Regions from separate parts of the Homo sapiens genome. Here region 2 is linked to region 1. The links are chromatin contacts, found by Hi-C or POLR2A ChIA-PET in ENCODE. All regions are on one chromosome and are shown on one strand. Each heading gives the region's core, a stretch centred on a gene start or an enhancer-like site at or near the end of the contact. The rest is flanking DNA. Distances are from core to core; before and after follow the strand shown. Region 1 holds the start of HSPA12B (heat shock protein family A (Hsp70) member 12B). Region 2 overlaps PANK2 (pantothenate kinase 2).

Region 1 (3,987 bases), core at 238-2,737:
TTGTTGGTGCAGCGCACTCACCATGCCTGACCTCATTAAGGAGGCCCTCTGGGGCAGTGGCTCTGAGAAGAAAGGCAGCAAGCCTAGGGAGGTGACACTGTAGCTGGGGAGCATTTTGGCTGGGCAGAGAGGAGGAAGGAGAGCATTTCAGGGAGGGAAAATAGCCCTTGCAAAGGTTTGGAGTGGAAGAGCAAAAGGGATGTCCCAAGAACTGTGCCTCATTTGATGGGGCTGTGGGGCCCTTCTCTGACGGGCAGCCTTCCCAGGCACAAAGGGAGGTGGACTGAGAAGCATCTGGAACTTCTGTGGGGGCACATGGGGCAGAGGGGAAGGGGAACAGGCAGAACGAGTCAGCTGCCTTTGAAAGCTCCACGAGGGACCTAGCAGAAATTCATTCATTCATCCGTTCATTCATTTATTTATGACAGGTTCTCTCTCTGTCACCCAAGCTGGAGTGCGGTGGTGTGATCACACTTACTGCAGCCTCAAACTCTTGGGCTCAAGCAATCCTCCACCCCAGCCTCCTGAGTACCTAGGACTACAGACGTGAGCTACTACACCTGGCTAATTTTTAAAACTTTTTAGAGACAGGGTCTCCCTTTGTTGCCCAGGCTGGTCTTTGTTGCCCAGCCAGCTTCAAGCCATCCTCCCACCTCAGACTCCCAAAGCGCTGGATTACAGGCATGAGCCACGGGTTCCCAGCCCAGAAAGAGACCTTCACCCCACAAACCCCCTGTCTGGAGGCCAAGTCCCAGCATCCCCAGAAGGGCCCCGGTTAGGACAAGAAAAAGGCTGTGTGCCTCGGAGGAGAGGCTGGGTGCCCCCTGGTGCGGAGTGGTCCCCTTGCCGGGCATGGGGCCTCAGTCTGTGAGACTCCGCGCCTCCGTCGTCTGAACTTGAGCAAAGACAGAGCTAGGCCTAGCCTGGGGACCCGAGGGCCTGCCCTCATCCGCAATTCTGCCTCTTTTCTGGCCACTGAGGACCGGGCTAGGGAAGCTGTAGGGGCAGTAGGGGTGGGAGGAGAGAGGGTTCCGGGTCAAGGGACTGGAGGGGTCTGGGGCAGGGAAGTGGAGGGGTCTAGGGCGGGCCCTTCCCCCTCCGCTGTTGGGCCCTCGCTGAAGGGGCCGAGGCTGAGCCCCAAGGTGGGCCTGTGGGGGCGGGGCGGGGGAGCCCCTCAGCAGCTGGACCGCAGGAGGCCGACCAGGGTCTGGAACTCCTCTTCCCCTCCCTCCGCCGCCCCCTCTCCCTTCTCCCACCCCCTGGGCTGCTAGGGGAGCGGGGGAGGCGCAGGAGGGGCTCAGGGAGGGGCCCTGGACGCGGGACCAGGCTGGGCCCCTCGGCGGAGGCCCGCGCAGGCAGGCCCCGCCCCGGCCTCGCACATCTGGGCCGGGAGCGCGGGCCGACCCGGCGGCGCAGGCGGCGCGGCCATCCGGCCTGGGGGAGGGGGCGGCGGGCGGGGTGGGCGGCGCGAGGAGGCGGGAGGCCTCAGGGCCGGGCGCACGTCGAGGGCTGCGGCCGCCGCAGCGGGCACGGCCAACGAGCTGCGGGCCCGGGATCGCGGCGGCTGGACGGGGCTGGAGCTGTCGGGAGGGCGGAGGTGAGTTCTGGGGCGGGGGCTGCCGGGCGCCCCGAGTGGAGAAAGGCGAGGAGGTTTGCCGTCCCGGGCTGTCGGCTGAGACCCCACCAAAAACCTCCAGACTTTGTCTGGTGGGGACAGATCTGCAAGCCCCTCTCTGCAGCGTGGCTGCGGGCTCGGGAAGGCACTTGGGGCAGCGACCTTGGTCTCCCACCTGGGCTTCGGGGGACCACCTCCCCTGTCCCTCGCACAGCTGCTCAGAGGCTTAGGCTGGAGAAACTCCTGTGTCTTAGGGGCTGGCAGGACTGGTGTGGGCTGGGGCCTGCTCCAGGGAGCCAAACTGAGGGACCCGGTGCCTAGGTCTGAGGTGGAAACCTGGGAGTTGAGTGTATGTGTGTGTGTTGGGGGGTGCCTCAGGGGTCCCAGGCCCTGTGGTCCCGAAGCGCAACAGAGTACTGAGTGGCCCAGGTGCCAGGGTCTGAGGCTGGGACCTGGTCTTCCGGGCCAGCTTGAGGTCCAGGTGGGGTGGGGTCCAGGTTCCCGCTAGGGCAGTGGAGCCTATCTGTGAGGTTAGCGTGTGTTGATGAGAGAGACTGGAAGGGAGTGATCACGAAACTAGGGACCCTCCGGAGAGCAGACGCAGCGCAGGAATCCCAGGCCAGAGGGGTAATGGGGGGCTGTGGGCAGAGCATGGGAGGGGCTCTGTTGTTTGTGAACTGGCTGCTCCCATGATGAGGACCCAAGGGGGTGCGGCAGGATGTATGGAAAGCAAAGATGAGGACAGGGAGGGGCCATGGGAGGCCATTTCTGTCACTCCCTGCCCCAGCGCAGGATGGGGCAGCCACCTCACTCAGCCACACATGGTCCCATCTTCTTAAGGGCTCCTCTCCAGAACAGAGTGGGGCAGCCCTTTGGGTGCCGTTTCTGATCTGTGCTTTGGGCCCTGGTTGGCCCAGTCTGTGGCTTGGAAGAAACGCCTGTGGCCTCACTTAGCCCGCTGACGGAGTCCTGTTCCATTACAGGGCTGGCTGGGTGCTGAGCAGAGAGCAGCAGGCGGAAGAGGCAGGGTCCTAGTGAGGAGGGGAGCTGGAATGACCTGGGTGGGCTCTTTGTCTACACAGGCATCGTGTGGAGCCCTGAAACCCAGAACACTGCATTCCCATAGTGCTCCTGGGGACATGAGCGCCCAGCTGAAACACCCCACACAGGAAGAGATCCTCCGAGGATTCTGTCAGGCAAAGGGTTGGGCCCCTGCAAGGTGGCTCACGCCTGTAATCCCAGCACTTTGGGAGGATGAAGTGGGAGGATCGCTTGAGGCCAGGTGGTCGAGGCTGCAGTGAGCCGTGATCGTGCCACTGCACTCCAGCCTAGGCAACAGAGCAAGACCCTGTCTCAAAAAAAGGAGCGGGAGTGGGGGCAGGGTTCGTCCTAGGCTATTGTAAGACCAGGGGATACTCTGGGATGGGAGTCTCTGGTTGTGAGTTCCTGCTGGGCCACACCCTATCCTGGTCCCCAGTGACTAATCGGCCCTGCCTATTGGGTAGAAGTCAGGGCCAGGGGTCAGGGTGAAGCTGATGACTAGAGGTCAATATGAAGCCAAGAGTTAGGGGTCAGTCCATGGGCAGGGTTAGGGATCAGGCTGGGGCCAGAGTTTGGCATGTGCTTGTAGCCAGGAAATGGAGTTCCTTTCTGTGTAAATCAAACTGTCCCACTCAATTACTCTCAAACCCATAGGCACCACCAGTCTGAAATTAGTAGGCCCCTGAAGCGGGGCTCAGCCTCCCCTCATTTTCAGCTGTGGACTCTGCCCAGACCTAGCTTTCGGGAGCTGGGCTTGTCCCGTGTTCTGTGGTCAGCACTCTCCTTAAGTGTCCCTGGGTGTGTGTGCTCGCTTGGCAGTCAGCCACCTCTTGGCTTACCTCCACCTCTCGGGGAATCCGTGGGATCCTCCTTCTTTAACACAATTTTTTTTTTTTTTTTTTTGGAGACAGGGTCTCACTCTGTCACCCAGGCTGGAGTGCAGTGGTGTGATCATGACTTACTGCAGCCTCAACCTTCCGGGCTCAAGCAATTCTCCCACCTCAGCGTCCAAAGTGGCTGGGACTCTAGGCATGCACTACCACGCTGGGCTAATATTTGTATTTTTCGTAGAGATGGGGTTTTGCTGTTGCCCAGGCTGGTCTCGAACTCCTGAGCTCAAGCAATCCACCCACTTTGACCTCCCAAAGTGCTAGAATTACAGGCATGAGCCACCACACCCAGCCCTTAACACAGATTGATTTAGTTCCTACCTCCTTCCTTAAAGAACTCATGATGACTAGAATGCGATTCTCAGTAAGACCAAAATATCTAACAAGAAAATTCAGAATCTGCATCATGAAGGGAAAGAACACTGCTCAAACCTGCCCAAC
Region 2 (3,859 bases), core at 1-2,500, 160 kb after region 1:
GTGAGCCGAAATTGTGCCAGTGCACTGCAGCCTGTATGATACAGTGAGACTCCTCAAAAAAAAAACAAAAAAAAAGGAGAAGCAGCTTGTTGACTGCCGAACCCTCCTAGAGTATACTTCAGTCTTATCTCTGAGAGAATTCAACTAAGACTAAATCTTTTTTATTTATTGTTGGGAGGTTTGGGTATGGAATGGTGCCACCTTTCTGGTGAAACCCTATCTCTACTAAAAATACAAAAAAATTAGCCGGGTGTGGTGACGCGTGCCCGTAGTCGCAGCTACTCGGGAGGCTGAGGCAGATAATTGCTTGAACCCGGGAGGCAGAGGTTGCAGTGATCGAAGATCGCGCCACTGCACTCCAGCCTGGGCGACAGAGCGACTCTGTCTCAAAAAAAAAAAAAAAAAAGCCTTACTCTGATACCGCACTACTTGTCTAAAGGTGCAGATAGATACTAGTTGTCATTTGAAAGTCGAAGGAGCTATTCAGGTTATCTTAGGCATTCTTGTGGTCCTGGTTGTAGTCGTGTTCTGTCACGCGTTTCCTAGAGCAGTGTAGTTCCCAAACCGGCCCTTGTCCCAGACTTACTGCATCAGAATCCCTAGCGATGAGGCTAGGCATGTGTATATTTAAGTTCTTCAAAAGTTTTGCATCAGGTGGGGAGGGGGGTATGTCTCGCAGGGCTGAAAGAAATACCAAATAAAGATTGATTTTAAAATGATGGAAACCAAGACGCTAATGATGGTAATGTAGCTACCATTTTCTGAGTGCTTATTTGTCTTGGACACTATGCCGAGTATTTTATAAGCATCTTGGTTAAGTCTCATAGCTATCCTGTGAGGTAGGTGTTTTTTATCCCCAATTTCCAGATGAGAAAACAGGCTCAGTGAAATTGTCCTTTTGTCCAAGGCCATATAGTGAGTTAGTGATGGAGTTGGGTTTTGATTCCTGGTGTCTTGACTTCAGATCCAGTGTTCTTGGTCCACATTTTGGGGTGGGGGAAGGTATGTGTGATGTAATCCAGAGCTGTGGTTCTCAAGTTTTTAAAACTTTCCCTCAACCTACCATTGCATGATATAGGTCTGCAAAGGGGTCTAAAATTATATTTTAAATTTTATTGAGGCATAATTAAATAGAGTAAAATGTACAATTTTGGCAAATGTAGACACTCATGTAACAAGAGAACATACATTTTTATCAAGGGCTCCAGGTGTTGAGCATATGTGCAGCAGGTGTGCAGAAGGTGTGGAAGCCCTGTGATCAGAGTGCTCCACAGTAGTGTGGACAACAAACTTATCCTTTGAAGATGACTCGCAAGGCATGTTGTAGCATGCCAGGGAGACCTTTGGGGCTTGTTGATTTTGGACTCCTACAAATCTAACCTTCATAATACAGTTTTTGTTTGTAGCTTGACAACACTAGCCTAGAAAATGGATCATTTTTTCTTGGCTTTCCGAGGAGCGTTGCTGTTGGCAGTATGGAACTGGAGCCGGGGCCCTGTTAGGCTGCCTTTATTAGGCTCAGCATTTCAGCTTCAGGGAATTAGGACGGATTGACCCCTGGGAGCTGAGGAAAAATGTTAGATTGCTATAGCTTTGTGGCCCATTGGGAGAGGCAAGATGGGAGTTTTTTTTTTGTTTGTTTTTTGTTTTTTTTTTTTTTTTTTTAGAGGAGTTTCACTCTTGTTGCCCAGGCCAGAGTGCAGTGGTGCAATCTTGGCTCACTGCAACCTCTGCTTCCTGGGTTCAAGCAATTCTCCTGCCTCAGACTCGCAAGTAGCTGGGATTACAGGCATGTACCACCATGGCCAACTAATTTTTTGTGTTTAGTAGAGATGGGATTTCACCATGTTGGTCAGGCTGGTCTTGAGCTCCTGACCTCAGGTGATCCATTTGCCTCAGCCTCCCAAAGTGCTGGGATTACAGGTGTGAGCCACCGTGCCTGACCGAAAAGATGTTGTTTGTTTGTTTGTTTTTGAGACAGTTTCACTCTTGTTGCCCAGGCTGGAGTGCAATGGCGTGATCTCGGCTCACCACAACCTCCACCTCCCAGGTTCAAGTGATTCTCCTGCCTTAGCCTCCCGAATAGCTGGGATTACAGGCATGCGCTACCACGCCTGGCTAATTTTGTATTTTTAGTAGAGACAAGGTTTCTCCATGTTGGTCAGGCTGGTCTTGAGCTCTGGACCTCCGGTGATCTGCCCACCTCAGCCTCCCAAAGTGCTGGGATTACAGGTGTGAGCCACCGCACCTGGCCTGAAGGTGTTTTTTAACCTATTGATTTATCAACTTTTTATTTATTTATTTATTTATTGAGACGAAGTCTTACTCTGTCGCCCAGGCTGGAGTGCAGTGGCAGGATTTTGGCTCACTGCAACCTCTGTCTCCCAGGTTCAAGTGATTCTCCTGCCTCAGCCTCCTGAGTAGCTGGGACTACAGGTGTGTGCCACCGTGCCTGGCCAGTTTATCAACTTTAAGTGGAACCAAAGTAAATACAGCCTGTCTTCTTAGATATATAATAAATACTAAGCAATAAGCAGGGACTAAAAATCGTCCCCTTATGCAGCTGTGTAAAATGGTACAGTATATTACTTTAGGGGCCATGTGTAAGAATCATGCAGTTGGATAATATGGTTGTTTAGTGTTGGTGTCCCTGCCTTCTATCTGGGGAGACCATAGCAGGAAGAGATGTATGTTGTTAAAAATATTTTGCTGACTGTGTATGCTGGCTCATTTCTGTAATCCTAGCACTGTAGGAGGCTGAGGTGGGAAGATCACTTGAGACCACGAGTTCAAGACCAGCTTGGGCAACATAGCCAGACCTCGTCTCTCCAAAAATAAAAAGGGCATGCATGGTGGCTCACACCTGTAATCCCAGCTACTCAGGACGCTGAGGCAGGAGAATCACTCGAACCCAGGAGGTGGAAGTTGCAGTGAGCCGAGATTGCGCCACTGCACTCCAGCCTGGGAGACAGGGCGAGACTCCATCTCAAATAAAATAAATAAATAAATAAATAAATAATAATAAACAAATTAGCAGAATGTCGTGGCACATGGTCGTAGTCCCAGCTACTTGGGAGGCTGAGACAGGAGGATTGCTTGAGCCCGGAGGATTGCTTGAGCCCGGAAGATTGAGGTTGCACTGAGCTATGATCATGCCACTGCACTCGAGCCTGGGCGACAGAGGGAGACCCTGTCTCCGTTTTTTTTTTTTTCTTTTTTTTTTTCTCAAAACATTTCAAAAAATAGGAGGAGGAAGATAGACTAGGCTATTGTAGAGCATCAGGCAATGAAAAGAATGGCTATTTTGATTATTTAAAAGAGCGGTGATGTTTTTTGGACTTAAAGTTTGTAGCCTTGTGAGCTTTTCTCAGGTTCATAATTTGGGGTATCTTCAGGCACTGTTCAGGTAAGACTGACTGGGATGTGAAAACTTTTCTAAATTGCGGCTTAAAGTTTGCTTTCTAAAAATGAAACCCATCTCAGTTTTTTAGTAGTTCGTTACATTTTGTGTGTTTATATTTCCTGAATGTAGAATTTGTTGTTGAATTTGCTGATTTTACGGTATGTGGTCTTTTATAAGTATCTAGTCCCTGAGTTTAAAACTATTTTGGGAATAAGAATAATTATTAAAGTACCTCTTTCAATGTTAGGCCAAGATATTGCTTTCCTAGAACAGCCTAGACATGGATTTGCGATGTCATTAACCATCTGTGGTCTGGTAAAAGTGTAGTTCATAATATTGGAAAATTGAGCACACTTTTAAAAGTAAACTGTGTGTTTCTTTTTTTTTTTTTGAGACGGAGTCTTGCTCTGTCGCCCAGGCTGGAGTGCAGTGGTGCGATCTTGGCTCACTGCAAGC

The links. A loop is a pair of places that touch in the nucleus more often than their neighbours do. ChIA-PET counts read pairs that join two places held with the same protein, here RNA polymerase II (POLR2A). Pooled maps may share reads with other maps.
Region 2: a pooled map shows a loop between it and region 1 (3-fold over the local background). The contact joins the enhancer-like site here to the promoter of HSPA12B in region 1. A Hi-C loop is called at or near these places in 4 of 50 pooled maps. POLR2A ChIA-PET finds 5 or more read pairs at or near these places in 9 of 52 experiments (BJ, Caco-2, H1 and 5 more).

Annotation. Positions count from the first base shown.
Region 1 is chr20:3,731,198-3,735,184 of GRCh38, forward strand. HSPA12B (heat shock protein family A (Hsp70) member 12B) reads left to right here and starts at 1,488. Exons shown (of 13, transcript NM_052970.5): 1 at 1,488-1,597. RefSeq lists an enhancer at 1,550-2,129.
Region 2 is chr20:3,892,286-3,896,144 of GRCh38, forward strand. The region is part of intron 1 of PANK2 (pantothenate kinase 2); the gene reads left to right. Among named protein-coding and RNA genes, the nearest start is that of PANK2, 4.8 kb to the left of the region's middle. Within about 2 kb of position 1,251, at least 3 of the 41 ENCODE cell types and tissues checked have a DNase peak (open chromatin) inside an H3K27ac peak, as active enhancers do.